Linked DNA regions of Mus musculus: regions 1 and 2 are each linked to region 3. Evidence: chromatin loops called from intact Hi-C (ENCODE). Cell type or tissue: left cerebral cortex. All regions are shown on one strand. Each heading gives the region's core, and the rest is flanking DNA. Links, peaks and the distances in the headings are about the cores only.

Region 1 (8,157 bases), core at 1,980-4,479, 210 kb after region 3:
CTGTCTGTCTGTCTGTCTGTCCTAAGGCTTGGTGATATATGTTCCTAGGGTTTGCACTCAGGACCGCCTTCTAAGCTCACAGTCTTACGTATTTTCACCATCGGCAGTGAATCTGTTGCTTCCGGGCTGTGGTGAGGCAGAACAAGGACAGAAGAGTGGAGCTGTGGACGTACATGTACATCCTGCTCTCTGAGAACGAGAAAGGAGTGGTCCAGAGCCAAGAGGTGCCCTTCAGCAGCACGCTGCAGGGCACTTCCTCTCAGTCCACACAACCAAGACTCATCAATGGAGTCTTTGTTTTGTGAATTTTATTATCCTAAGAAAGCTTTTTAAAATCCAAAACATTGCACACCAAAGTTAACCAGATCCAAAGTCCATACAATCCAACGAACCTGTGCCAAGTTAGATTTGGCATTTGGATTAACTCGTTGGTGAAACCAGAACCTTGATGACCCAATTATCTCTCAGTAGTGCCACAGCCGGTGACCAAGCCTTCAGTGGAAGAACACTTGAGATTTAAAAGGTCTGCTCTACTTCTAAGAGTGTCCTTCTAAAACACACCGCGAGTCATTTTTATTGAGTACAGTGTTAGCCCAAAGCAGAAAATGTGCGTTTTAGAAATTTACGGGGTTCTTCCCCCACTTACTCCTCTCTTATAAACACTCACTGAGGGATGGTTTCAAGCAGGAAATTAAAAGGTCCTCTCTTGCTTTGGTCCAGTGAGGAATGCGCAGCGGAAGCACATCCTGGCAGCCCATGAGATCATTCACAGCAACACCGAAACGATGCTGGAGGAGCAAGTCTATAAGGAACTGCAGTCAGAGGACTTTGAGCTAGAGGAGGAGGCTGAGAGCCTAGACTCTGAGGTGCCAACTGTCTCAGTCTCTAAAACATCAACTATAAAACCTACTCAGGATGAGGGAGAAGGCTAGGTGAGTCTACCTTTCCACCCGGAAGGAAGTCTTGGAGGAGGGGAAGCAGCTCCATTCAGCCTTGGGCACTACTTCAACCAAGTGTGGCATGAGCGGACTGTCTGTTGTTAAAACAGAACAACAACAACACAATGAAAACGAAGCACTTTCACTAAAACTGGCTCACCTCATCTAGGTTAGGGTACCTATCGTTGAGTTTATTAGACAGTTAGAGTTGGCTCTATTGAAACTTAACTCTTGCAATCTAAAAAATAAGACTATTGGTTATTTGGGGGGAGGTCATTTTAGCCTATAATGTACTCCATCACAAATAAAGCATCATGGAATGTGTGGACGTTGTTTGTAAAGCTTTTTCTCAGAGGCGGACAAGGTAAATCCTGGAGCACCATTGTTCCTTATCAGCACAGACACAACGTGACATAGAAACTGTCAGGTTCAACCTAAATGTCTGCAGTGCACTCCAGGGACTGGCGTTGGGCTCAACTAAATGTTTGTATGCACAGAGTTAGAGTAGTCCACATTTGGCACAGGCAGCAGGATATAAGACAGAACACATTGGGTGAGCACAGGACCTGCCTGCTGTACAAGCCTTGCAACCCAGAGGTTAGAATCTCCTGTAATAATTTTGCGGGCACAGTTTCCAGAGGCCCCCCCAAATAGATATTCCTACTTATAAAACTGCACTGAGAGAGGCTCACAGCTGTGATTCCCCAGTGGGCACTAAGAGTGTTGTTTGCAAGTCTTCCCCATACAGGTGCAGTTTACCCATCAGGGGCCATTTTTACCTGAAGTAGTTAGTTGCTAGGTAACACAATTGACCCATTGCACAGTATCTATCAGTAGAAGAGAGCTGAAGAGTCAGTCCATTGAAAGGAAAGTCCTGCATGACCCATGGTAGATATATACGATATTTGTCGATGAATAATAAAATTGTTAAAAAAAAAAATGTTCACAGTAAGCCAGAGAACCAGAGAGAATCGGAAACAGTGCTAACGACCTCCAGGGTCTGAATGGCACGTTTTTTTCCAAACGAATTTTGCACAGAACACATTATAGAAGAGAAAGCAGGGTGCAGAGAGAGGGGATTCCTCAGGGGCAAGTGATCATGGTCAAAATACATTCACTTCAAGTCCTTATGAAAACGCCACAATGGAGCCCGTCTTGTCCAGTGATGCACAGCAATGAGCAACTAACAGTAATAGGAAACTACTCTTCATACACAGGCCTGTTCCCGAGTTTTGTAAGAGTAAAGAGGATGAACTGCACATATTTAAAACTTACAAATCAATCTCACACACTATTAGATAACTTGTGTTCTACCCCACCAGCTCTGAAGATAACTTTAAAAGGGATTGTGGGGAGGAAAAATATATGTGATATGAATAGAAACCAGATTGTATATTAAGATTACAAGGGAAATTGAACAAACCAGAGGGAGCAAGCCAGGGGGAGCAAGCCAGAGGGAGCCAGCCAGGGGAAACAAGTAACCCAGGAGGAGCAAACCAGAGGATGAAGCCAGTAAGCAGCATTCCTCCACGGATTCTGCCTCAAGTTCTTGCCTTGCTGGAGTTCTGATTTGATTTCCCTCAATGATGGATGGTGTCCTGGAAGAGCAAGTTAAATAAACCTTCCCTCCCCTAAGTTGCTTTTTTTTTTTTTTTTTTTTTTTTTTTTTGGTTTTTCGGGACAGGGTTTCTCTGTGTAGCTCTGGCTGTCCTGGAACTCATTTGTAGACCAGGCTGGCCTCGAACTCAGAAATCCGCCTGCCTCTGCCTCCCGAGTGCTAGGATTAAAGGCGTGTGCCACCACACCCGGCCCCTAAGTTGCTTTTGATCATGGTATTTATCACAGGAACAGAAAGAAAAGTAGGGCATATGTCCCCCCCAAACAACCACCACAACAGAACAAAAATAAAAACCAAAGAGGAGATCACCCCTCTGAGTCTACCCCATGGCACCTCTGTGCCCTGGAGGTCCTTGGACCACCCTGCTCCCTTCCTTTGGCTTCACCTGAACTTGCACCATTAGTGTGTCATGAATTTAGTTGGCTATCTGAGTTTTCCTTTTTCTTTTCTTTTTTTTTTTTAATTTATGGTTTTGTTTATGTTTTTATAAAATTGACCAAGGACGCTGACTGCCTAGGCTTGCCTCTGGTGGATGGTTCAGGAGCTCCTAGTGCTGGTTGCAGGGGAAGAAAGTTTGAGCAGAGGTCAGGACTCCAGTTTCTCCTCCTTTCCAGCCATGCGTGGGAGTGACTCAGGTCCTCTCTGGGCCTCCAGTCTGGGGTTCTTAGTAACTACCACAAACTGGGTGTTTAAACTGGCTTCCAAATAAAGCCCTACCCAGATAAATGTTGATGCCTGGCAGCCCTGCAGTCTTCTTATGCCACCTAGAGCTCAGGACAGCATCTGCAGAGGAAGAGAGACCAGACAATCCCTCAGGAACCGAAGAGCATTTCTCTCCTTTGGGAAGTTCCTCATTTGTCCTGGATTCCCTGTTTCTGCTGTAAATAACTTGCCATTTTTATAGGAGAGGTGAATAGAGACCTTTGTATGCCAGAAGAGCCCCGAGAGATGATAAAAGCTGTAATAATTTACCCGTGACCCCAGGACTTCTGGTGAGGTGCCCTGCCCATTCTGGAATCCTGCCCATTCATCTCAGTACAGAAAAAAAAAAGACCTGCTTCCACTCGTGGAAATAAGTGTCCCTTGTCAGGCTTCCCAGATATGCAAGCCCCCAGGGCCAAGGACACCCCGATGATGTCCTGCTACCCCAGAGCCCACTAGACAGGAAGCTTCTAGAAGGGTCCGAGAGAAGAGAAAACTCTCAGACAGTTCCTGGTAGTCCCAGCCAGCTTTCTGTCCTGTGGTTGGAACTGCAAGGTCATACCTGTCTCGAAGCTATTTCCTCCCTCTCTCTCATATCAACAAGCCAGTGTCATGTGTGTGGCCTTTTCCTTACTTTCACGTAAACTGCTTCTGTCCAGGAAATTAACTTAGGGAAAAAAAGTGTTAGGAGCTATAGATTCAAAGGCACTTTACCTCTAGAGGCAAAATCACCCTCAGAGAGGCAAACATTGGCCCAGAATTACTTAGAGCAAACACTTAAAACACACTTCCCCTCCCTTACATGTTTTACAGTGAAGACAACTATGAAAAAAATAGGAAGGGGATATAACAAGAGTAAATACGGTAATCTGGTCATTGCTAGCTCGGGTGCTGGACTTGGGACTTGGGAGTGCCAACTGGGGCCCCTTACTACATTGGACCTGGGGTGTACTGTGGGCAAGAACAAGTATGGTTCCTATGCCTGTGGACAACATAGCCTAAGGTTAGCTGAGGGTGAGAATCGGGGATAGATACTGCTCTTTTGTCTACTTGGATGGTCAGCCTCTCCCTAGGGGCCTGACCTTGGCTCATAGGAAACACTGAGGACTTAAGCTGAGATCTCCATGTGCAGCCAGGTAGCCACGGCAGGTGTGCTGAGCTCTGGGCAGAACCATCGTTCCTGATTCTTCAAGGTGGACCCCAAGGGGGAAATCCAACAAAAGCAGTGGCCCCCAGACAGGTATGATCTTTCCTTCTTTCTCTTTCTAAGAGTCAGATGCCCTCTGCCTCTGAACAGAAGGCTGAGGGGGATACAAATGAGGTCGGAGGTCAGCAATGTGAAGGAGTATGGAGGACAATGACACCTTTTTCTCTCCTCTTCTCCTTCCTGGGTCAAACAAAGCATGAAGACAGTTGTGGAGCCAAGGTGCTCTGCTACCTGGCCTACACTTGTGTTGCCAGGAAGCATCACAACAGAAGCCTTGTGTATGTGACATCGGGCATTAGATAGGCAGCCGAGCCCCTTCTGTGACAGGGTTGGAGTCCCTGACCTAGGAAACACCGCTGCTGAAGACCATGAGAATCAGGAACTATTAGCACTGGCTCCCAGAGCTTGTCAGGTTAGTGCTGGCAGCCCCCGGGGACATAGACAGCGGCAGGATGGTCACGAGGCCTCACATTCTCATTAGCGGTGTCTCAGTACACACTATATCCGTGTACAGTGGTCGGCTTTAGACTCTGTTTGTCAGAGTCATTCCCGTTATGTTCAGTACCCTAGGTCCCATCTCTGCTCCATACAACAGCCCGAGGCGCAGGCTAGAGACATGGCTTTAAGGCTCCTCCACATCCAGGAGCTACCTTAGGAGATGCCTTCAAGGCCACCAAACCTTCCCTCTGTGCTTCAGGTGTGGCATTGTCCCTTGCACGTGCATGACTGTTTTTCATTGCTGCCGGGAAGGCAAAGGACCACCACACAGATGAAAAGTGGCTGAATTATCTACACTGAGAGGAATCCTTGGTCTCTAATGACTTGGCCAGAGTCTAAAGTATTCCAAGTAAGGCCTCTGAAGCCTGGCTTACCCTGTTCATTAATAGACTTTTTTGAATACACAAAAATACTTGCTTAAAAATGCTTTATTTATATAATAAATGTAATCTAAACTGGGATCACCAAGTTATAGCTCATGGGCCAAATCTGGCCCATCAGCTATTTTTTTTTTTAATCAATAAAGTCGTACTAAAACACAAAGTCGTGAGGCTGGTTTTGCCCCATAACAGCGGAAGCAAATGGTTCTACATAGAAGATGTCGCCGACTCGTCTACAGGCAATCTGCCTGATGCTAAATGACTGGGAAATAAACACAGTCGACCACTGCAAAGCCAATTAGACTGGTTTTGTAGGTGGCCACTGTTTAAACTGTCAAGCGACTCATGACTGATTGCATGCTCAGTAAAATGCAGTGTAAATACAGCTAACTGCTTCTCCTAGTCCCTGTCTCCCACCAAAGCAACTGGCATGGTGTGTGTATACCAGACCACAGTCTTTGCATCTATGTCTGTGTTCACGTACAAACCAACCCAACTGCCATGTGATTTTTCCACCGTGCAGGACTTAGAGATCTTCCCCATCCACATAGAACCTTGCCCTGTTTAACTGCTTTAGGATTTAAGTGTTTATTTTTAAAGTTTTTGTTACAAGCATCTATTCAGTGTGTATGTATGTGCGAGCATACCTGCCATGGCATGCGTGTGGGAGGTCGGAGGATAAATGGCAGAAGTCCATCCTCTCCTTCCACCATGTGGGTTCCAGGGAAGGAGCTTAGGTCTTCACGCTTGATGACTTCCCTGTACATGTTCACTACTTCTGCTTCTTACAACCTTTGTTTCTTTCTTCTTTTTAAAATTGGATATTTTCTTTATTTACATTTCAAATATTATCCCCTTTCCCGGTTTCCCTCCCTCCTGGAAACACCCTATCCCATTCTCCCTCCCCCTGCTTCTATGAGGGTGTTCCTCCACCTCCCCACCCACCCACTCCCACCTCCCCACCCACCCACTCCCACCTCCCCACCCTCGATTCCCCTACACTAGGGCATCTATCGAGCCTTCATAGGACCAAGGACCTCTCCTCTCACTGATGCCTGACAAGGCCGTCCTCTGTTATATATGCAGCTGGGGCCTTTGTTGTTAGCTTAGTCCCTGGGAGCCCTGGGAATTCTGGTTTTTGATATTGCTGTTCATCTTATGGTGTTGCAAACCCCTTCAACTCCTTCAGTCCTTTCTCTAACTCCTCTATTGGGGACCCTGCACTCAGTCCAGTGGTTGGCTGTGAACATCCACCTCTGTATTTGTAAGGCTCTGGCAGGGCCTCTCAGGAGACAGCCACATCAGGCTCCTTTCAGCATGCACTTCTTGGCATCCACACCAGTGTCTGGGTTTGGTAACTGCATATGGGATGAATCCCCAGGAGGGACAGTCTCTGGGTGACCTTTCCTTTATTCTCTGCTCTACACTTTCTCTCCATATTTCCTCCGGTGAGTATTTTGTTCTCCTTTTAAGAAGGATGGAAGTCCCCACACTTTGGTCTTCCTTCCTTTTGAGCTTCATGTGGTCTGTGAATTGTATCCTGGTTATTTGGAGCTCTGGGGCTAATATTCACATATCAGTGAATGCACGCCATGTGTTCTTACAGCCTTTCTGCCACCCTCTTCTGTAAAGATGCCTTGAAGGAAGAAGGGAGATGTGGCTGTTCATTTAGAGCCGAGCACTCTGCTGTCTTATTATTGTATGTTGACCAGTTGTGAGCCTCTGTATCAATCACGTGGCACTGCATGGAAAAGCCTTCCCTGAGGAGGGTCGAAGGATACAATAGTCTATGGGTGTGAAGCTAAGAAGTTAGGGTTCAGTTTAACAGTGTGTCTACTTAGCAGAATGGTAATATTAGGTTCTCCTCCAAGGTCAGCCATGGAGTTTTGGCCCAGTTAGTGGTACCAGGTTTGACTTGTGCCTTGTGAGGTGGACCTTTAATCCGATTAGAAAGTTGTTGCTCACTCCCGTAACATCCCTGCCACTACTGAGCAGAGTGCATTCTCTGCCAGACTCATCTTTATGGTAGCTTGAAGGGCTGGTTCACTTGCAGGGCAGGGCTGCGGATGCCTCTTCTCCCCTGATTACGTGTTTCAGCACCACTAAAGCTATGCAGTAGGGATGACATTTCCTGGTCAGCACTAGCTCGATTCTTCCGTGTCTTATGATATACAGACCTAGGCTAGTGTCTGTGGCTCTAGGGTTTTACCATCAAATCCTAGGGAGAAACCAAGAGCAATGGCAACAGCTTGTATGTTTGGGGGAAGAGCTGTGAAACTGCCTTGACCAACAACTTGAATACAAGTAGCCCACACCTAGCCCTGGGATTTTTACATTCTAGCCCATGGTGCCCAGGGAAAGCCATTGTCCTTCCTCTTCTCCCGCTATAGGGCAGCTCTATTTAAACTCCTTTAATATACACACATATTTTAGGAAGCTTTCACTGCATGTTTCCATATGACTTTTCCAAAGGTTTTTAGAGTCGGTTATCCTTCCCCATGCCCTCTCCTCCATCCTGCCTTCCCAGCTTGTACCCCATTTAACCCTTCCTATTCCATTATTCCCCCATTCCCTTCATACACTGTGTTCTAACCCCTTTCCTTGAAATCCCTCTTCCATTCCCCCTTACTAATTTTCTGCCTTCTATAGGCTCCCCAACTTAAACACGTGCATCTAAATATTCAAAGCTAGCATCTACATATGGGGGACAAATTGCAGGCTTTGTCTTTTCCTCATTCAGAACGATTACTTCTGCTACATCCATTTCCCTGCAGGATTCATTTTTCTTTACAGTTGAGGAATATCTCACTATGT
Region 2 (8,157 bases), core at 2,919-5,418, 530 kb after region 3:
TGCCCACGGAGTCCATCTTCTCACTCGCTGCTTAGCTATGGCCCTCTCAGTGCAGAGTATTGCGTGTGTGGGAAAGACCTGAACTCTAGGGAGGGGATTAACTGTGCTTCTTGCTATAGCTTCTTTGCACTTACTCTTTCGCTCGCAGCTTCTGGTCTGTGCCAAGAGCCAGTCTCTCTGGGCATCTTGTTTTCCCTCCCACTATGCCAGGTATTGGGCAGCTCACAGGTTCCCATGGAGCCTTGGGGGAGTTTGTGTACCTAAAGCAGTCCGTGTTGAAAGACCTAGCTCCTGGCAGCACTCACTCTCAGCCCCCGTGTAAGTCTGGGGCTTTATGAAGCCACATCACTTTAAGGATTGAACCACAGGCAGACTACAGTCAACTCGGAGATCTGTATTCATTTCCTCAGCTCCGAGCCACTGTGGAGCTCCTGGTGTGACCCAGCATCCTGTACTAGCTGCCAACTTACCACTCTCTTGTCCGGTACTCTCTGGGTAAACACTTTGTAGAGTCGCCAGCTCTTCCCCAGGATAGGGCCAAACACCAAGGACGTCCCAATGCACAGCAAGGACAGTCGTGTCTGCGGGTGAAAGTAGGCAGAAGCAAGAGTCACTAGTGGAACCTTCATCTGTCTGCAGTGTCTCAGGCCCACAGAGGACATGGGGCAGCAAGTAGGACTCAGGGAATATGTCCATAACCTGGATACAGAACTAACGATCTCGGGAAGAGCTGTGAGCAAAGAAACATTATCGAAGTTCAACATGGTGTCCAAAACAAAATCCCACAATGTCTCCTACCTGAATGAGAGCTTCTACTGAACTCCCCTCAAGAGCATCTTGAATCCCAAAAAGGTAAGCGCTGATGTAGGTCAGACAACTGCCCAGCAAGGTCACAACATTCAGATTGGGGCTGGACATCTTCACAATCCTAGGAGGAGATAGAAAGAATGACAATAGCCGAGCTGCTGTGCGCCCCTGTCGAAGACTTGCCAGAGTAATAGTTCTTTCCTGGGAGAAACCCCACTGCAGCCCTGGAACCAGGAGTCACTGGGAAGAGACTGTTTGCTGCCCTCTGAAAAACTTACGGTGTATTTATATTCATTTAAAATAACTAACTCCAGGCCAGGCGGTGGTGGTGCACGCCTTTGATGCCAGCACTCAGGAGTCAGAGGCAAGTGGATTTCTAAGAGTTCGAGGCCAGCCTGGTGTACAGAGTAAGTTCCAGGACTGCCAAGGCTACATAGAGAAACCCTGTCTTGAAAAGCCAAAATAACGTAACATAACATAACTAAGTCCTGCTTTGTTTTATACTATTTTGGCTTTTTTGAGATGAGGCCTAATGTAGCCCAGGCTGGCCTTGAACTGCTGACCTTCTTGCCTTTACCACCCCTGCGTATTTGAGATTTGATTTGTATCTGTGTGTTGGGATCTGAGACGTGTGTCATCATGGCTAATTTACAAAAAGAAAGACAAGCATTTTATGTATATGAATGTTTTGCCCACATGTGTATCACATGTGCACCTAGAGCCCGTGGAGGATGAAAGAAGGTGTTGGATTCCTTAAAACTGGAGCTACAGACATGTGAGCTGACAATGTGCTGGAAACTGAGCCCCGGTCCTCTGCAGGAGCAGCAAGTGCTCTTACTGCTGAGCCATCTCTCCAGCCCCACTGGCTTTTATTTATTTTTATTTTTGAACCCAAACTCTTGTACCTCTTGCTTATATAACCACGGACACCCAGGTGACACCAGAGAAGGGTGGCAGTGAACTTTAGGGCTGATAAGGGACAAGTCAGCGTATGTAAGTGTCATGTCAGTGCAGGTACACTGGAGCTGGGACAGGGTGGAGCTTGCAGAGTTGAGCTGTAAGGGAAGCTGCTATCAGGAAAGAGGCTGGGAGTCTTCACATACACCATTTATTAGACATAAAAATTCCTTTTCTTTCCTTGTTTGACTGAAAAGAGGACGCAGAGGTCCAAAGCAAGGGACGAAGGCAGCATCTTTCCCAGGAGGAGAGCAAACCAAAGTTAGCGGGCAGCAGAAGACTAGAGGGGAGTGTGGCTAACTGGGCTCTCAGACAAACTCTGGGCACCAGCATAGGTTCAGGATATGAATCATTTAACCAAAAGGCGAGGTAAATGAGACTTTCTCTGTGGCATCACCAGTAGGGTTAGCTTCTGCATACCAGAACTTGAGGCCCTTTTCCATTTGCCTCTCACAGACTCCTACACAGAAGCCTTGACTATCTGATGTCCCCTTCTTGACAGCGCACTGGCCAGGGCTTCATAGACACACATCTTCTCTGGCTACATGGCTGACGGGTAGGTCTGCGGCTCTGCTCTTCACTGCATCTACTTGATTTGGACACCACAACTCCATCCTGTTTGCATGATCCAGTATTGCACGAATCCTGATTTGGAATTCTTCCCTTTTCTGACTTAGTGAAGAGGAGCCCAGTTTAGTGATTATTGAAAAAAAACAGACATTTTTCTAGTGTTCACAAGGCAAGCACTGGTGCAAACCCACTGTTCACATTAAATATGCTATGGACCCAGATGTGTATTTTTTGGTATTTTTCTTGAGAAGTTTTACTGACAATATCGCCATAAAAACTGAATGGGAGATGATGAGCCCGCTTTGTTTGGCTGATTGAACACCTGGGCAGGCACTTTGACGCCAATCAGCTCCGATCCAGCAGGTGAATGGCTTGTCTGGGGACTGTCTTTGCCCTGTTGGGAGGCATTCAACCACCAAGTCATCTTACTTTTCTACTGAACTAAATGGTGAATTCTACAAAACTGTATAGTTTTCATTCACCCACAAACACTAATTAGTTTTCACAAAGCCAGGAGATTTAAATAATTATAGTGATAAGACTTGTGTTCCAAGTATGAAGAGTTAAAAGTCTAGACTGGGTGACTTTTTTTTTTTTTTTAAATAAAGATTATGTAACAATCTCTCCTTTTAAAAGGATTATGTAATGATCTCACTTTTATCTTCCTCTTCATTATTGCCTGGAAATGGGAGGCAAGGGCTTTTCTCAATTTACTTTTTCAATTTGTTTGAGTCCAGTAAAGACTCAGTTCATGTAAATAAACATCCTCAGAACTTGTTTAATCCTGCATGGTCACTCCAGGACTCCGACGCCTGTGACAGCCTCCAACTCTCACGTGGGCCTCTGAGCTAAGGGGACTTGGAGTTACTGAATTTGGAAGCATGGTTCAAGGTTGGGGAGCAGGGGAGGGTACATCCTGATATCCTACAGCTACACTAGAAGGAAACTTCCCTTATAGCGTCATGGGGCATGCCTTGTAAGATCCCTGTTGAGTTGATGTGAATGCTAGCTAGCATGGAGTAGTTTTGTTCTGTTTCATTTAACCTGTGTGGGTGTTTGGTCTGCATGCATGTCTGTGCACCAGTTGCCTGCCTGATGCCCTCAGAAGGCAGAAGCAGATGTTAGATTCCCTGGAGCAGGAGTGACAGATGGCTGTGAACCATGTGCTCACTAGGAATTGAACTTGGAGCTTCTGGAATGGCCGGGAGTAGTCCGTGGTCTTGATCACTGAGCTATCTCTCCAGCCCTGCCACTGAGCTTTGATACACCTAAAAACAAATACAGGGTCATTCACAGCTCTGCTGTGCAACAATAAAGATTCCGACGTGGAGAACTTGTTGAATTTCTCCTTCAGTCCGCCGCTTTTGATCTTTGTTATAATGGGATTATAAACCTATGTCGTGCAAAAGTCCAACTTTATCACATTGCATGGTCATGGTGCCACAGGTCTGATCCGTTTGCTGTTTTGCCCGTTTCTAATGTTCGAGTTAAATGATCCGAATTCTGCACACCTCAAACTAATACTAGTGCGACCATTTGTGCTTCAACTGTGCACTGCCCTGCGTCTTTATCCCACTCAAGCCTCCTTCGAGGACCACCCAGAGAGATCAATGACCTTTCAACATCCCAAGCTTAAAATCCTTTAGTCACAATGATTTCATCCTACTTCGCCTCAGGGTCTCTGAATCCTGTGTCTTGTCGTTTGGAATAGATCCACTTCCAGGAACCTTAAACATATATATGTTCTTTTCTCTCCAACTTGAGGTAGGGACTCACTGTGTATCCCTGACTATTCTTGAACTTGCTATGCGTTCCAGGCTGGAATTGAACTCACAGAGATTCACATACCTCTGCTTGACCAGAGCTGGAATTAAAGGTGTGTACCACCACATCTGATCTTTTTAATTTTAAACCACAGTCCATTAAAACTTTAACTCCTTGTCTTCTCCTGAAAGCTGTTTCTCCACCCTCCATCTCCGTTTGCTTGGACCCAAAACCTTGGCGTCATTGTTGACTCTTCCTTCCTTCCCACATCCAATCTGTTGTGAAACCTCATTGGTTCTATTCTTGAAATACAACCAGAACTCAGCTGCTTCTTCTCTACCTCTGCTGCCACCAACTGATCAAAGTCTTCCTTGCAATAGCCTCTCAGCTGCTCTCCCAGCATCTGTCCTGGAACTTCCTTCTCTAAGGCGACTATAAGCCCCTGCCGGTGATCACCAAAGTGCTAGAGATCAGAGGGTGTCATGAACTGGCTTAATGTCCATGCGTTAGACAAGGAGGTCTGCTGGGTAACAGAAGTGGCTTCTGGGTGTCTTTCTGGACTTCTCTGGAATGGCTGAGGCTTCCCTGATGTTACTGCACACAGAAAGACCAGTTATTTTGGGGTCTCTATGTGCAATGCGTTTCTGCAGGCTATGGGTGTTGACCAAGCTGAGTCCTCACTGAGGAGTCTCGTGTGGGTGAGGCTCTCCTGGGCTTTCCTCTCAGCATAGCGATGAAGGAAGCCTGAAAATAAACGAGAGATCCTAACAGGGTATTTGTGAAGCTCTGTGCGCTCTCAGCCTCTGTTTCTAGGAAACCGAAGGGTCTGTGGGAGTATTCATTCACATATGCATGTGCACACGTATGTTCACTTGTCTCCAATGAGATCAGGCTACTCCAAAAGCTCTTTTCCATTGGCGGAATCCTTCCAGGGGAATTCTCCTAGGAAATGCTTTTGTCTAACACACCTCCCAGGTCATGAGGCTCAGCTCTGTGAGGTAGACCTCATCTTTGACCACACAGCTTCCTAACTTTCAGTGGCTGTTAGTGACAGAAGTGAACAGCACACATCACTCTCCCTGGCTTCAGAAAACCTGCTCATCCTGGACCGTCCAGCTGTTTGCAGCTGGACAGGGGAAGTAATAACTTCTTTTATATCCTTAAAGCCTCGAGTGCTGGGTGGGCCTGGCCTCTCTCAGCTCAACTGCTTTTCTGTAGTCCTCAGTGCTTGCACAGATTTATTTTAATCTGGAGAGGGGAAAATTTCCACCCACCAGCCTGTCATTTTGGACCTACAGTCACTGAAGCTATAAAGGACCCGGAAGGACAGGGCTACAGAATAAACCAAACGATTAGCAGTAGTCAAATCCGATGAGACCCAAGACGCCTTCCAGCTCCTTCCTTTTCAAATCATTTGAGCCACTGCGTCTTTCCCCTGCTGCAGGCTTATCAGCAAGCCAGTCACGTGCATTTCTGCCTCACTTCCTTAGCCAGTAAGAACAGACTGACCTGGATTCCAGAGATGTGGTGGATTTTATAGCCCAATCAACCGATCATCCAAATATAAGCTTTAGTTATTAAGCACAAAAGAAAACTTGCCAAACGTCCTGGCCCCAGATTCTCCTTTAGCCGATGGTCTCAGTGTCCTGTGCTTTCCTGGCAGCTCCTCTCATTCATGGCCATTTTTGTGTCAAACATTAATTCCTGAATAGGAACCTATCAAAGCATTAAGAAGTGGGAATGGCAAAGCAGATGGGACAGAACCTCTGCCCTCAGCTCGTGAGGCTACCTCTTCCCCGGGTTTCAACATTTTCACTACAAAGATTCCTTTCTTATTCCTCTTGTAAAATAGAATAAAAATGTAATTCAACACTAACAGTTCTTTTCTCTCTATCCAGGGCAATTTAACACACACACACACACACACACACACACAGTCTCACACACACACACAGTCACACACACACACACACACACACACACACACACACACGAATGGACTCACATACACGTGTATGCAGGCACACTTGTACACCGTGCACGCGCACACAGACACAGACAGACAGACAGACACACACACACATGCACACAGGCATACTTACACACCATGCACGCACGCACACACACACACACACACACACGAGAATATATAGATTTAAATTTTTAAAAATTACATTTCTTTGTGTGTGCGTTGGCATCTGTGTACCATGTCACACATGGAGGGTTCAGAGAACAACTCACAGGAGCTGACTCTGCCCTCCTGTCACGTGAGATCTCAGAGCATCCAGCTTAGTGACAAGTGTCGTTACCTGCTGAGCTATCTCCATGGCCCATATTTCATATTTCAGAATTCATAGCTCTCCTGGGCTACAAACATAAGAGAATACCAATTCAAAACTGCATCCTTGTAAGCATTTTAAAAGCTGAAATACGGAAATTTAGACTTCCATTTCAGAGCAAACGCCTGTTACCTCATTGTGTGGGCTCAGGTGTAGGACAGTAGTGAAAGGGACAGGGAAGACCCCTAGTGAGCAGAAAGGGGAAGCAGAAAGAGCTCTTATTGAGGAAGCCTGCTTCATCTAGGAGTATTATGGTTGCATTTGATAGTGATTTTGAAACCAAACAAAACAACAACAACAAAAAAACCCCAAATTCCCAAATGTGTATTTCCACATCTCACACAATTGAAAAATATTTCAAATGTGCTTTTAAACAGCAAGAGGGGGCAATAGATACATAGGGGGAAAAATTCCCCTTTTCCTCAACTCTTCTACCCGAGGGCTCCAGTTCCAGACAAGTAGCAAATTGTTCACATAGAGATTTCCACTTCCGTTCTCCCTCCCACTGCAACTGTAGGAAAGGCCAGGGGTGACTTCTAGCAAGACTCTTGTAGCACTTCCAAAAAAAAAAAAAAAAAAAACGTCAGAGCAGCCGCCCTGGTTCTAAGTAGGGCAAAAAGCATAGGCAAACACCATTGGCCGACAGAAGTATCCAATCACAAGGCGCCAGCTCCCTGGTGACTTGCAAATCCATCTTTGCTCTCTTGTTTCTCCCTGTACAGTTTTCAGGTTTATTACAGCAGGAGAATGGCCGAGGTGTGTCTGGGAATCTTTGAGGAATGCTGAATTCACGAATACTTGCAAGAATGGTTCTCTATCAGGCCAGAATCTGGGAATTTATGACCCCAGGGCTGAGTCTGGCCTAGCCTTGTACCAATGAGCACCTTGGATTTGGCTCTTTTAGTAGTACCTTATTATGTTATTGAATGCCTGTCAAATGAATTAATCATTAGATTTAGATGGGTGTTAGGGATCCAGGTCTTGGAAAAGTGGGAAAGAAGAGAACCACAAAGGAAACCTGCTTGCTCCCCTCTGCTCTGTCCCCACCAGGGCCCTGAGCCTCTCACCTGGCCCTGACTCCCATTTTAACGTGAAAAGACCTGCCTGTGGGTTTCCACCAGGTGGGGATAATGCTGGCACAGCTGACCCACAGATTCTGACTCTTGTTTCTTTCCCGAATGGGTCCCAGCTTCCCAGGACCCTGCTCAAACCTCCCTGATTAATGAACCCTTTCCAGAGGCCTTTTCTGACCCGGGTTTGCTAACGTGCTGTAACAGTGTTAGTAGGTCACCACTTTTCAGCTGTCTCCTCAAAGGCCCCCGCTTGTCTGGCAGTGTCAGCAAGAGTGATACAGAGGGCCTGCCTGAGGTACACTCAGCCTGTGGTGCCCTTTACAGGGAGTCCCCTGGCTTCAGAACCCGTTGCTGGCTCGGATCTAGAACCTTGGCTGGTTTCCCATTATACCTCCTGATTTTACTCACTGGCTTGAATCCAGTTTGAATTCATGTTGCAGCTGGCTTTTGGTTCTTGGTTTCTGCTATTGTCTAGTGTCCTTAAGCCTTGGCCCCAGTGATGGCTTGGTGGTGTTGGCTCTGCATCTTGACAGACAGGGATTATACCTTCTATCCTATAAGCTGATGGAAAAGGAACAGCTAATTGTGTGTGGGAGTGCATGAGTGTGTATATGAGTGTATATGTGTGTGCGCGCGCACACGTGCAC
Region 3 (8,157 bases), core at 2,896-5,395:
CTGGGGAATCGAACTTCGGTTGGGCTTGGCAGCAGGTGCCTTTATCCAGAGTCATGTCACTGGCCCCATAATGCCTTTCTCTTAATAACTTGTATGCATATAATATATAATAATGTTATAATAATATGTACATAATAATATATAAAATAATATACAGACAGAGCTCTACAACTCAGGGTCAAAATCAGGTATAGGGATTTTTTTTTCCATTTTTTTGAGCTGAGTAACGTGCCATGTATCTTAGGCTGAACTTAAATTCACTATGCCCCCAGTCTAGCCTCAAACTTGAAATCTTCTTGCCTTACTCTCCCAAGTCCTGGGGTTACAGTGTGCCACCGTGCCCAAGATTGAATTAGCATCTTGAAGAAAGAAAATTGTGAGCCCTTCTTTATAAGTTGCTGTTTTGAATGAATAATTTGTCCTGGAAATTTTATTGTTGTTACATTCTTCAATAGGTTTACCTAAAAACTCATAGGCATATTAGTCTAGAACATGCTGAAGGGGCCTAGACATGGGCTAGAGATTGAAATCATGGGACTGTTGTTTCTGGTTGTTTTTTGTTTGTTTGTTTGTTTGTTTCCGTTTTTGTTTTTAACATTTTTATTATTTTTTTAAATTTATTTTTATTTTATGCATATTGGTATTCTGCCTACTGTATCCTATGTGTGACTGTGTCAGATTTCCTGGAACTGGAGTTATAGACAATTGTGAGCTGCTGTGTGGGTGCTGGGAATTGAACCTGGGTCCTTTGAAGATCAACCAGTGCTCTTAACCACTGAGCCGTCTCTCTAGCCCCATTTTTGTTTTTTTCAAAGACAGTCTCATGTAGCCTAGTTTGGCTTTGAGCTTGACCTGTAGGTGAGTCTGAGTTTGAATTTCTGGTCCTCTTGCCTCTAAATCAAATGCTTGGATTAGAGGTGTGAGCTACCATGCCTAGTCTGATGTGATGTGGGGTTTGAACCCAGACTTTCATGATAAGGAAGCACTCTACCAACTGAGATACCTTCTTACTTCCTTTTTTTAAAAAAAGATGTGTTTATTTATTATATGTAAGTACACTGTAGCTGTCATCAGACACTCCAGAAGAGGGCATCGGATCTCATTACGGATGGTTGCTGGGATTTGAACTCAGGTCCTCTTTTTTATTTTTTTATTTTTTGGTTTTCGAGACAGAGTTTCTCTGTGTAGCCCTGGCTGTCCAGGAACTCACTTTGTAGACCAGGCTGGCCTCGAACTCAGAAATCCACCTGCCTCTGCCTCCCGAGTGCTGGGATTAAAGGCGTGTGCCACCACGCTCGGCTTGCATGCAGTGTTCTTAACAACTGAGCCATCTCTCCGGGCCTTACCTTCTTACTTCTAATAGGATATTTTGAAACTCATTTCAGTGACAGTAGCAGCCAGGAGATGAATGGCGTGTTCTTTGAGTGAAATGGTTTTCCCTCTTCTTCCCCAGCACAGTGAACACTGGACTAACTGTGTATCGAAATAAAGACGCCATGAGCCATTTTGCCATTGCAGGAGGTAAGGCAGTTTTATTCTCGTTCACATTTTAATTTCAAGTATGTTTAGAACATATAGGATTTATGAATCTGAACTGCAGATTTTTTTGATTGGCTTCACACTGTATCTTTCTCAACATTCATACAAAATGTACTTATGAATAGCCTCATATTTGACCCTTGGTGGTTATTAAAACAGACAGATCTTCCGCTTTCATTAAACGTTGCCCATGAGGACGGGCAAAAACAGATCCTGTGACAGAAAGTGACAAGTAGGTGTGACATGGATATGACATGGATGATGTTGGAGGAGACCTTTCAGATCATTTAAGCTGCCACCGGCAGACTGGGAAGGAGCAAACTGGAGGACAGTGGGCTAAACAGGGCGTCAAGAGGGGCTCTTCCCAGGGTTCTGTGGAAGCAGGGAGCTGTCTCAAGCACAAGGCTGGGAAGTAGCTTGAGGTGAGGCTGGGCTGTGAAGTACAAAGATCAGATTTTCCCATGGCAGGAGTTTGGGTTTCTTTCAAGCCCCATTCCTCTAGCAGTGAGAGACCATTTATGGAGCACAGGACTGCTGACATGCCTTTTATCCCGGCACGTGGAGCTCTCTAGAGAGGAGCACAGGAAATGCTGTAGCCAGGAAATTGTTTAAAACAGTTACAGTCAGGGGCTTCTGTCACCGTTAGCTTAAGGATTTGGTGATGTTTGGGGCCACAAGTTCAAGGCTAATCTAGGCAGAATCTAAAAACTCTATACCTTTAAAAAAACAAAACAGAACCAGAGAGAGCAATGATAGGGATCTGTGTGTGCTCAGGAAAGACGAGTGTGGGCCCTGAAAGCTGCTCTTCTTGGTTGCTTGTAACTTCTTCTGGGCACAGAAAGTAAAAGCCAGGAAAGATAAAGTAAACTGAAGCTTACATGCGTCGTTTTCTAAGCCACGGACAAATGCGTTGGCTAAAGGTAGACACTTTAGTCACAGCTTACAAGGAATTGTTGACTGACTCTTCCCAGGAAGCAGACATGGAAATCATAAAACTCAGAGCAGACATCAGTGCCCGTGCTCCTCAGGAAAACATATATACTGGATCTAGGCAGGCACTCCTGGAGAAGCAGAGCGTGTGAGGGGTGCGGTTCAGCTCCAGGGCTGTCTGCTTTCAAGCTGGGACTCCCAGCTCACAGCCATAATCCAGCACTTGGAGGATGGACGCAGGAAGATCACAAACTCACACTCTTTCTTGTCTGCATAGAGTTTGGCGCTAGCCTGGCCCACATGAGCCTTTGTCTCAAAAAGATAAAAAGTTCATTTTCAACAGTATTAACAGCAAGACATGGAAAAATGGGGTGTGGGGTGGGGGTTGGAAATTGCTACTGAAGGAAACTATCTCTTGGACAGACGTGACAAAGGATCAAGTAATGTCAAAGTGTAATGGTAATGAGTCTTCACGTACAGATAGATAAAGATAGGAAATTAGACAGTAGTCAAAGTAGCTGGTGTTGCTAATGCAGCGGTGGGAGTTAAGTAACAGTTCACTGCAGGACTAGGGCTAGGACTCAGTGGGCAAAGCACTTGCCATGCAGATGGAAGGGCCCGAGTTCAAATCCTCAGAACCCTGTGGGAGCTAGATACACAGCATAGGTGTCTGTGATTCCAGCGTTCCCACTGGGAGATGGGATGTAGAGACGGGGGGTCCTTGGACAGTTAGGGTGGAAAAACAACAGAGTGACCCTCGTCTTGAGAATGAGGAGCCATATCTGAAGTTGTCCTTTGAACTTTACATACATGCTGTGGTATATATGCACACATGCACATGAACGTGCATCATACACAAACACAAATGTACATTTTTACACTCACAAAAGTATTAAAAATTTGCTAAAGAACTCAACTGTAGATTTAAGCAAGCAGAGGGAAGCATCGTCCAGGCATGGTGTCTTCATAGCTGTAAACTCAGCGACTGGAAGGTAGGGGCAGCAGATGCCTCATGCTTGAGTGCAGTGTGGGCTGGAGAGTAGCAGAATGTGTGGAAAACAGTTTTTGTTTTCTGTTCTTTAAGAAAGGGTTTCTCCATGTAGCCCTGGCTGTCCTGGAACTCACTCTGTAGACCAGGCTGGCCTCGAACTCAGAAATCCATGTGCTTCTGGCTTGGAGCCATCCCAAGTTCTGTACTACCAGCCCAGCTATAAATTTTTTTTTTTAAGGAAGACAGTTGAAACAAGATCAGTATAGAAAAAGTAAATGAATATATAATAGTTAAATAGAAGTATAAACCTCAAACTAAACACCTAAAGTTTTTTACCACCTAAGATGGCATTAGTTGTAAAGAGGAAAGATAGCTGGGATGTATTAGTGCAGTTGGTGGAATGCTCCCGTCCTATGCACTGCTCTCTGGGTTTATTCCTCAGCACCACACACACTCTAGGTGGTGGTGCATGGCTACTGTACACTCAGAAATAAGAAAGTAGAGGGCAGAAGGTCAGAGGTTCAAGGTCATTCTCAGCTCCCTGCTGAGTTTGAAGCCAGCATGGGTTATAAAGCTGTGTCCTAGAATTGGAATTCTGGTGAGAAGAGGTGCACTCTGTGTATTGACCAGCAGGTGGCACTGTATGCTAAATGCTGCCTCTGCAGGTCTGCCTGATGCACAGTTTAGTACCCTAAGCAGTACAGACCAGTGAGGCTAGGAGAAGGCATAGTCTTCTGGGGCAGGTGAAGGGCTTTGTTGTTACTGTTGCTTGTTGTCGATGGTCGGGCACTTGGAAGGCAGAAACAGGCAGAACTCTTGTGAGTTCGAGGCCAGCCTGGTCTAAAGAGCAAGTTGCAGGACAGCCAGATCTATACAGAGATATTTATCTGGTAGGGGAACAGAGATGTGGGGGATGAAAGAGGTGAAAGGTGTGGAGGAAGGTGAAATAAACTGTCAACTTTTAAGAAGAAATGGGAAAGAAAAGACTGGGATTAGTGCCATAGGAGGGACTGAGGGTTCATACTTACAAAATGTTTTCTTTCTGACTGTAAAGCAGGCAGAAAGTTACCTTCATGGCTGTTACTACATCATTCATGCTGGGTTCAGAAAGCTCACTTACAGGTCTGTGTTTTTTGTTTTCTGTTTTTGTTTTTTTTAAACATTTATTATATGTAAGTACACTATAGCTGTCTTCAGACACACCAGAAGAAGGCGTCAGATCTCATTACAGATGGTTGTGAGCCACCATGTGGGTGCTGGGATTTGAACTCAGGACCTTTGGAAGAGTAGTTGGTGCTCTTAACCACTGAGCCATCTCTCCAGCCCGAGGTCTGTGTTCTTACTGTGAGAAAATAGAAGTGCAGCATCTAAAGATGATTTAATATTGTTTTCTTTCCCCTTTTTAATAGCTGTCACAGGAGGTCTTTTCAGAATAAACTTAGGTGTTCGAGGCCTGGTGGCTGGTAGTATAATTGGAGCGTTGTTGGGGTAAGTGTTCACTTGGTTTAGCCTAACTGTCTGTCTACTAAAGAGAATAACTATAAAGAGCAAATTTAGTCCTCCGAGACTTTAAAAGATATATGTCTTATGTCAACAAGGGCTGTGACTATTCAATTCCTTATTGGAGGGGGGAGAGGTTCTGAGAGGATTGAACCCAGGACAGCCAGAGCTACATAGTCATGGGGCTCTCTGTTCAGTTCCATTGCAGCTCTTTCCCATGTGATGAAGTAGACAGGTCATGTGAACATCCCGTCAGTCATCCTGTCCCCAGCTGTCTTTGCTGCAGTGCTTTTGACACTGCCTTGACATCCTTGCGCCTCGGTTTTTGGGAAGGCGCTTACAAAGACAGTCTAGTCCTGCCATCCTCGTGTTTTCCCGTTGACGTTCTTCTGAGTGGGTTACCCTTCCTCTCTGCTTTCCTACCCACCCACCTTCCGACCACTCTGTCAGGGTTGGGAGACACTGTAAATTACGGTTTTCTTTTCTGGAGGGAGGGGACAGAGAGGTTTGAGATGCTCTGTAGGCTAGGCTAGACTTGACCTTGTTATCATCCTTGATTTCCTGAGTGCTAAGATTATAAGCATGATATATCATGCATAGCTAGATTTATGGACTTTACAGGTTTGTTTTTTTTTTTGTTTTTTTTTTTTTTCAAGACAGGGTTTCTCTGTATACCCTTGGCTGTCTTAAAACTTATTCTGTACACCAGGCTGGCCTTAAATTCACAGAGATCTGCCTGCCTCTGCCTCCTGAGTGCTTGAATTAAAGGCATGTGCCACCATGCCCGGCTGATATGTCTCTACCTCCCCAGCACAGGAGTCCCCTGTCTCCACCTCCCCAGTACAGGAGTCCCCTGTCTCCACCTCCCCAGCACAGGAGTCCCCTGTCTCTACCTCTCCAGCACAGGAGTCCCCTGCCTCCACCTCCCCAGCACAGGAGTCCCCTGTCTCCACCTCCCCAGTACAGGAGTCCCCTGTCTCCACCTCCCCAGAACGGGAGCGCAGGCACATGCTGCCACACCTGACTTTTTATATGGATGCTGGGCATCCAAGCTCAAGTCTCCTCTCCAGGCCCTAATGAAGTTGTTTTGTTTTTTGGTTTTGATATTTATTTATTTTTATTTCATATATATATATATATATATATATATATATATATATATATATACATACATATATATATGTATGTATGTATCATTAGGTCCCTTGGAAGCAGTATAAATTAAACCTGGGTCCTCTGCAAGAGCTATAAGTGCTCTTAACTGCTGCCCCTAAATCAGTCTCTTAGGATGGACCTGGTGACATAGCAGCTGTCAGGTATACCAACCAGACTCTAGAGTATGAAGATGTTTAATGACTCTGTCCCTCAAAGCTAGTAGTTTCCTTCTTCCACCAAAGGATTCCCATCCATGTCTTCCTCTCCAGGGCTGGTGCTATATGGATAAACTAGTCCTTGCATTTCCACTCTCTGTCTGTGTGTCTGTGTGTCTTTTTAACTACGTATTGATTGTGAGCTTCCATCATGCTCCCCAGTCTCACTTGTCTCCCCACCCCCTGGTATCCACCCTTGCCCTTGCAGCTTCTTCCTCCCCCAGTAAAAAGCACAAACAAGACAGGAAATACAGCAACACACAGAAAGCACCGTGGAAGCTGTGGTGTGTCACAGTGTCACACAGTACACCCCTCTGCCCACACACCTTCGTTTGCAGATGTTCACTGCAATGAGTCATCGTTCTGGTTTGAGATCTCTGGCTTCTGTGACACCCTCAGTATTGGATTCTCAGGAGGACTCCTCCAGGTTATCCTGTGGTTGTCCTGTGTCATGGAGGTCCTGCAGCTTTGGATCAGTAGGACTGACCTTTACATGTGCCCTAACGGTTCACAGAAGATACAGAAGTTAGGGTGGCCCAACTCAGAATCCTACATCTAGACCAGGGTGCTAGCTGACCTGGTCAGCCCCTGGCTACTTGTCTTCTATCTAAGCCACCCAGTGCTGCCATTGGCAGGAGGCAGGGTCAGCTCTCCCACTCTCATGCCCTCATGTCTCCAGAGCCAGTGCCATTGTGCCCAGTCAAGGTGTGGGGCCCACTCTCCCAAGTGCTGCTCCTTCTCTCATGCTGTAGGAGCTGGTTCACCCACTCCCTCTCCACCAGGATTAGCTCTATTGTGCTGCCCAGGCTAGATGCAGGGTCCACTTTCCCACCAGTGAGAGGCAGGCTCAGCTTTCCCACTCTGTGACCTCTGGGCCAGCTCTCCCAACTACCACAGGAGGTGAGGGGTAAGGGGTGGGAGGGCATCACCCCCTTTCCCACCCCACATCACAGCAGATGAGTGGCAGGGCCTGCTCTCTTATGTTCACACCCACTGGACCAGCTCACCTGCTCCCCCTCCACCAGGGCCGACTCTACTGTGCTTCCCAGGCGAGGTGCAGGACCTGCTCTCCTGAGTGCTGCAGCCAGCGAGGGGCAGGGTCAGCTCACCAGCTCTCATGGCAGAGGACATGATTTAACAAACAAACAAACAAACAAACAAACCATTTCTAGATCTATTGCTGTTTTATACCAGTCAAAGAAACTACAATGATTGTTTTCCTTCATTGTACAACCCAGGAAGAATATTACCTTAAAATTTTCTCTGTACCTGACCGTGCTCTGCTGTAGATGATTAGGGCCCTCCTGTGTTGAGCAAGCTAATGACTTTGTCCTTGAACTTTGTGTTCTGCCCTCAGCGCGCCCATGGGAAGCTTGCTGATGGCCCTGGAGAAGTACTCCGGTGAGACGGTTCAGGAGAGAAGGCAGAAGGAATGGAAGGCCTTGCACGAGCAGAGGCTGGAAGAGTGGTAAGGAGCCTGGAAAGGCACAGCCCAGACAATGGACGGAGGATCTCAGAAGCACTGCTCCGGCCGCGGCAGTTTGCTCTTCCTGAGCTGTCAGTCCATCTAGTCTGTATTGTCTTCTAAGTCTGACCATTAGAGAGCAGGAAAATGAAAGGCACTGATTTTACTTTTTAATCTGACCAGGCTGTTTCTTTAGGTGTGTCTGTCTGTCTTTCCTTTCTTTCTTCCTTTTTTTCTCTTCTCCTCTCCTCCTCTTCCTCCTCCTCCTCTTCCTCCTCCTCTTCCTCCTCCTCCTCTTCTTCTTCTTCTTCTTCTTCTTCTCCTCTCTCTCCCTCCCCCTCCCCCCCCCCCCCCCGTTGTAT

The links. A loop is a pair of places that touch in the nucleus more often than their neighbours do. Peaks named below come from ENCODE experiments on the same cell type or tissue, not always from the same donor. Only the 100,000 strongest peaks of a DNase experiment are listed, where the experiment ranks them.
Region 1: it touches region 3 in a loop (10-fold over the local background); 4 of 42 quality-filtered maps call a loop at or near these places.
Region 2: it touches region 3 in a loop (2.9-fold over the local background); 5 of 42 quality-filtered maps call a loop at or near these places.

The regions. Positions count from the first base shown.
Region 1 is chr16:38,290,859-38,299,015 of GRCm38, reverse strand. Nr1i2 (nuclear receptor subfamily 1, group I, member 2) reads left to right here and starts at 4,192. Exons shown (of 9, transcript NM_010936.3): 1 at 4,192-4,498. Maats1 (MYCBP-associated, testis expressed 1) reads left to right here. Exons shown (of 17, transcript NM_001081025.1): 17 at 721-1,262. The coding sequence ends at 932. In left cerebral cortex, for the core only: a CTCF peak has its summit at 3,324; a DNase peak (open chromatin) is centred at 3,313.
Region 2 is chr16:37,971,430-37,979,586 of GRCm38, reverse strand. It overlaps Gpr156 (G protein-coupled receptor 156), which reads right to left. Exons shown (of 10, transcript NM_153394.2): 4 at 799-928; 5 at 471-581. It overlaps Gm36225 (a long non-coding RNA gene), which reads left to right. Exons shown (of 5, transcript XR_876064.2): 4 at 640-852; 5 at 2,221-2,598. Among named protein-coding and RNA genes, the nearest start is that of Gm36225, 13 kb to the left of the region's middle. In left cerebral cortex, for the core only: a CTCF peak has its summit at 4,459 (motif pointing left); DNase peaks (open chromatin) are centred at 4,424 and 4,899; H3K4me3 peaks cover 304 bases; H3K27ac peaks cover 936 bases.
Region 3 is chr16:38,502,203-38,510,359 of GRCm38, reverse strand. It overlaps Timmdc1 (translocase of inner mitochondrial membrane domain containing 1), which reads left to right. Exons shown (of 7, transcript NM_024273.2): 4 at 1,454-1,521; 5 at 4,870-4,948; 6 at 7,688-7,798. Among named protein-coding and RNA genes, the nearest start is that of Timmdc1, 16 kb to the left of the region's middle. In left cerebral cortex, for the core only: a CTCF peak has its summit at 4,090 (motif pointing right); a DNase peak (open chromatin) is centred at 4,089.